Regions from separate parts of the Homo sapiens genome. Here region 1 is linked to region 2. Evidence: read pairs that join two places in POLR2A ChIA-PET (ENCODE). Cell type or tissue: Caco-2. All regions are shown on one strand. Links, peaks and the distances in the headings refer to the core of each region. The heading gives the core; the rest is flanking DNA. Region 1 overlaps PARP11-AS1 (PARP11 antisense RNA 1). Region 2 has its middle 41 kb from the start of LINC03141.

Evidence for each region. ChIA-PET counts read pairs that join two places held together with the same protein. Peaks named below come from ENCODE experiments on the same cell type or tissue, not always from the same donor. Only the 100,000 strongest peaks of a DNase experiment are listed, where the experiment ranks them.
Region 1: POLR2A ChIA-PET joins it to region 2 with 13 read pairs; 2 of 35 experiments call an interaction of 5 or more read pairs at or near these places.

The regions. Positions count from the first base shown.
Region 1 is chr12:3,889,409-3,892,324 of GRCh38, reverse strand. The region is part of intron 1 of PARP11-AS1 (PARP11 antisense RNA 1); the gene reads right to left. Among named protein-coding and RNA genes, the nearest start is that of PARP11, 17 kb to the right of the region's middle. In Caco-2, for the core only: no CTCF peak of the experiment used is centred there; no DNase peak of the experiment used is centred there.
Region 2 is chr12:4,051,291-4,054,206 of GRCh38, reverse strand. No RefSeq gene overlaps it. Among named protein-coding and RNA genes, the nearest start is that of LINC03141, 41 kb to the right of the region's middle. In Caco-2, for the core only: no CTCF peak of the experiment used is centred there; a DNase peak (open chromatin) is centred at 1,312; H3K27me3 peaks cover 136 bases.

The DNA of each region.
Region 1 (2,916 bases), core at 234-2,733, 160 kb after region 2:
CCACGTGGTTCTCAAGATTGTCTGTCTAGGTTTTCCTTGTAGCTCAGCTGGAAGCTTCACATGGCAGGTGGAAGGACATTTCCAGACCCTTCATTACTGCCATAGCTTTTGGAAAGATTGAATACAACAAGGGACAGGGAAGTGTGATGTATTGTGTCCTAAAAACCCCTCAGAAAAGACAATTTGAAGCAGAACATATAAATGATATCTTGTGTTACTTTCCTCATTCCCTTTCTTATTTACTTTTCCCACATGCCTCTAAGTCTGGATGCAATTGTGTGTCTCTAGGAGGTGTTCTAACAGGCTTCTAGTCACCATGAGAAATCTTAGAGTCTCCTCTTGGAGCTGATGACTTCGGGTCTAGACCCTGAAACATAATATTCTACTATTCACAGTAGAATGAAATGGCTTCAAGTCCCTGCATGTCCCATGTATTACATATTTAGTATGTAATACTTACAAGAAATGTGACCCTGGACAAGGGGCGAGGCTTCCCTGGGCCTGGGTTTTCTCAGGTAGAAGGAGAGCATGGTCGTACCTCTGCTGCCCAGCCTCTCGGGGAGCAGGCTTTCTTCCCGAGCGATGCAGCAGGAGAGCAAGGAGGAAAGGAGGTGACAAGGCAGAGCAGAAGAGGAGAAACTGGGTGGGGAAGCCAGAGTCCAGGCGATGGACTGGCCTGGGATTTGTAACTGGACGGAGGCTGAGGTGGGTTGAGGGTCTGGGGCTCAGGCATGGCAGGGATAAGGGTGGCTTCACAGGAAGGACTTCCCAGGGCAAGTGCTTTCCTTGACTCAAAGTGACGAGCTTTGACAGGGCTTTGGGAAAAGGGGGAGATGTGGCTTAGGTGATATGCTTTCTGGATGACTGTCGATCACGAGGGAGCTAAGGTGCAGGAGTTTACGTTCCCGGGCCTGATGATGGGGACAGCCCAGCACGTGGCCGGGCAGTTTCTTCACACACTTTTAGTTTTGCTTTCTTGTAAAGAGTTCCAGTGTTATCATTATGTTTAGCAGTTATAAACACTCCCGTTTATTACAAGCTTACTAAACACCAGCTTTACATATATTTGCGTGGGAAATTTGTACTTATCACCCCCAACCAAGCCTATGAAAGCACCGTACAAACACTGCTTTGTAAGCCTTGGACTGACTTGTCAGTTTGCAGCTTTGCTTATAATGGTACACGGTTTGGCCTTTCAACTCCTGACTTTTTCTTGGTGATTGAAGACTAGAGGTAGTGACCACAAAGGAAGCTAGAGCCTCTTCTCATGTGTGTGAGGAGGACTCTGGAATAGGAAGAAGGGTGTCTGTGAGTGCTGGACTGGGCATGCCGCCCAGGAAATAAGATCCTCACTTTGTCCTGCATTTCTCCTTTGGTATCAGCCCCTGGCCACAGTGGAGACACAAATCACTATTGTAGCACCTGTCATCCCACGGAGTGTGATCTGTTTATTTGATTGTCTCTCCCTTAAGATGGCATGTGACCTTTTTGTGAGCAAGGTCTCTCTCTCTCTCTCTCTCTCTGTCTCTCTCTCTCTCTCTCTCTCTCTATATATATATATATATATATATATATTTTTTTTTTTTTTTTTCTTGAAGCAGAATCTTGCTCTGTCCCCCAGGCTGGAGTGCAGTGGCACAATCTCAGCTCACTGCAAGCTCCGCCTCCCGGGTTCACGCCATTCTGCCTCAGCCTCCCAAGTAATTGGGACTACAGGCACCCACCACCACACCCAGCTAAATTTTTTTTTTTTGTATTTCTAGTAGAGATGGGGTTTCACCGTGTTTGCCAGGATGGTCTCGATCTCCTGACCTCGTGATCCACCCACCTCGGCCTCCCAAAGTGCTGGGATTATATGCGTAAGCCACCGTGCCTGGCCTATATATCTTTTATATAACTCCACGTCCCTAATGCCCATGTTCTCAACAGGGTTTGGTACACAGTAGATGCTCAGCAGCACATGTTGAACAATTGAATGACTTCTTGTCTCTGCTTTGTTTCTGGCATGCTTTGTGAGCTTGTGCACTGTTGATTTTTGGAAAGGCATTATTTTTCCTATGTTACAATCTTATCACAAGTCTTTTCTCACAGCTATTTTACTATTAGGACAATGGTGTGATTCTACGGTGTTAACTGACTTATTGCAACTTATAATTTACTAGGAACAAGCATTTCACAGTGTTGGGGGTCAGGGAGGCCAATCCTCCCTTTCCACGCGCTCACATATTTAAACAATCCATGTCTGCTGGGATGTATATCTGGTATGATATCGAACACACAAAAATAGTTTCTCTATTATTAAAAACTGTAACTATGCCACTTTTTAGATAAAATGTAAACCTGGCCTCCAACCCAAAGATTTAGGCTGTCTTGGCCAATATAGGGAAAGTTAGATTAGGATAGGGTTGGCATCGATGAGTTCAATTAGTAATTGTGTGTATTCTGCAACTTTTCTCAAATCCCTTATCTATGGTGACAGGGGAGGAAAGTGAGCTAGTTTAAGAACTTCATTATCAATTGTATAATAAATCCTTTTATTCAGATAAAGGATTATTATACGTTTTAAAATAACATGCTTTCTAGTATTAAGCTACCTGAGCAATGGCTCACCTTTCTGTTACTCCTAAATTGAAAGAGAAACTACCATGTATTACATAGTTACCCAAATGCTCTGATCAGAAAAATTATATATAATGGCTTCAAATTCATTCAGTATTTCTCCATGTTTATTAAGCATCCCCAGAACAGTACTCAATGTGGGAAAGGCAAGGAGAGCTGGGAGAGAGGACCCCCCAAGACATGCAGATCAATAACAATACAATTCAACATTTCCACACCCAGATGTCACAGATAATATTATTTTTTAGTATCAGATGATCTGCACTGAATGCATTAGAAATTTAGAGAAAGGAGGGC
Region 2 (2,916 bases), core at 310-2,809:
AAAGTTACCATCCAACCTGTTGCTACAGCTCTAGAACCAAATAGAATTGGATAGCACATTATTATAAGTGCCATGTAAGTAAATGAGTTGAGAATGAATAGGAAGATATGGCCACCTCGATAGAGAGGGGTCCTGGCCTCGGGGTCTTACAGCCCCCAACAATCAGGCCAGGTAAAAAGGAAGCTTTCCAGGCTAATGGTGTCATCAGACACCAGTGCCATATCTCTTTTTCTGGAGATGTTTTCTCTTCCCATTTCTGAGATTTTCGTGTCTCCCATAATGCCTAATACCATGAGAATCTACCTTGTCTGGTTCAGTGGAGGTCTGCAGATTGCCTGTGGGTAAAGAAATGCACGTAGGTGGTTCCTTCTGGTCAGAAAAACTTGGGGTATTGAAAAGGAAAAGTAGATAAAGAGCAGAGGGCAACACAAAAAACCAGAAGGAAAAGTAGATAAAGAGCAGAGGGCAACACAAAAAACCAAAGAGAAGGCTCAAAGTGAAAAGCCAGCAACGGGCCCTCTTGAATGCAGAAGTACTATTCTCCTGGTGCCATGCTCCACACCTCATCTATCACCACGGTCCCCTTCCTGGTGTACCTGGATGATTTCTACAATGCTCATTTGCACCACTACCTCCCCTACCTGCAGTCTTACCTTTGACTTATTATACACCTTTAGATATATCTAAGGTTGCTGCTGACCTGAATTTGCTCATCACTCACTCTCCTCTCTCCCTCAAAGGCTTACATGATGTAAGAAGAGGCTTCAGAAGTCATCTCCTTTGTGCCCTACCTTCATGCAATACCCAAAGATGAGCAACAAAAAGACTAGTCCTTCTGCTGGGAGATTCCCTGGAGAGAGACCCTCTAGTGTCCACCAGGCACTGATATCTCACCCTTTCTTCTCCTCTGATACTGCCTCCACATCCCTGTTATTTTAGTATGCCTGAATTTTCTGAGGCAAAGGATGGCTCTGTGCATACCTCACCTTGTCTTCTCTCGTTTCTCACCTCCCTCACGCTGCATATGTAAGAATGTTCTCTCTGAGTTAGATCCCTCAAATTATTTCCCAGGCCCTTCATCTGTTGGCCCACAAAGGAGGATCGATAAGAGTTCAAGAAAGCCGAAAGCCAAGAGCATTCCCCATGCTGGACTGAGGAAAGGTTGAAGCAGACCAGGCACAAACCCTTCAGCTCCTTGTCAGCAGCCTTTGATCTCTGTGGCAGCTAACATGAAAGTAGAATTTGGCCCTCCAACTGTACAGGATGAGACTTGACAAGAAAATCAGTTTCTCTGACAATTTCAAAAGGCCCGACACTTTCGTCACTTGGCACTTGGCCATGGGGAATGGTGCTGTGGACACATCTGTACCCCCCCCCAGAGAAACCATTTTCCCAGGAAGGACTGACAGTTCAAGTGCAGGCAAGTCCATGAGGAATGAAGGACAAGCTCTTCCCTGCCCTTCATTGAGGACAGGTGTTGCAGGAAGCAGGAGGATTTTCACTGGGTAGCTAAGGGAACTTCCTACCTGCCTGGGTTGAAAGGCACCAGGAGGGCTGTCCAGGGAATCTGGAGAAACTCTTTTCTCAAGATTAAAGAATAAGCATGTCTGCTGCTGGTTTGGAAAAGTTTAAGCCAAAGATGCTGTAGCAAACTGGCCTTTGTAGGATCTTTCCACATTTGCAAGCCTAAGTGTGACTCGGATGTGCTTTTTTCAGCTTACCTCTCTTGTTCTTCAATAAGCAAACCAAAATAAATTAGATTTGCCCTTTTATTACAGTTTCAACTTATCATTTGGCTTCTGAGCTACTCAAAGTTTAGATGCTTCTGAACTGAGCTGGATCCTGCTTTCCATTTTCTCAAATGGCCTTGGGAAAACTGGTAAAGTTGGCAGGACTTCCCCATGGTACCGTCACATCCTCACATTCCTTCCTAGCATCTCTTACATCCCCTCCACCTTCAAGCATCCTGGAGCTGCAGTATCTCGGTATGAATCCACCCTAAGGGTTCACAACTCACTAAGTGGCCTTCTTCTAAAATGTCAAGAGTATTTTAAAAGTGGGCCTCATTGGCAGACCATGTTTAATTCAAAAGAAAGGGCTATTTATGGAATAATCTCAATATCAGTCTTAGAAGGGGTCTCTGCCCTGGTCTGTTGAGAAACAGACTGTTAAAGAGAAATTAGAACCAGAATTAATCCCTTCAGAGGTATGTTATTTGGGGGGATTTTATTTTCCTGGAAGACATGTGCCCTGAACTTTGAGTAGGATCCAAAGCTGGTAAAAGTTTCCCCTCTTGGGTAAGTTCCCAAGGAAAGTAATGACAGACTGTAGATGTTTGGTAGACACAAAGACTGGGCTGCCTGTGGGTGTGAACTGATGCTTCTGAACTCCCCTGAAAACCACATAAATAATCAGCATTTGTCACAGCAGCAGCAACAGCACTCTCCACTACCACCACCACAACCACAGCATTGGCCAAGGGAGGTCTTTCTTAATTAAAGCAACTATCTTTCCTCACCATCAATGCAATTAGAATTTAATGAACCCAGGGCATTTCTTTTAAGGCCTCAAAATTATAGCTGATCTCAACACTCACGTGCTGGGTTGGAGGGAGAGGCATCACCCATTCTGAAAGCATGAGAAATGGAGGGCAATAGGAATTAAAGAGACGGAGTTGTGCTACACTGAAGAGAATCACCTGGAGATGACGGGGACTCAAGAATGACCAGAGGAAAGGTGACTGTTCCTTCTACGGACTCTGAAAGAATGTGGAAAATCCTCACTTCCCAGCATGAGGGTGGGAGGCACATTAATCAGTTAATATACAAGCATTTATGCAACGCCACCTTGTGCGAGGCACTGCATTAGATCTATAGAGGGCATGATAGGAAGACAGATAGATAAATAAGACACAGT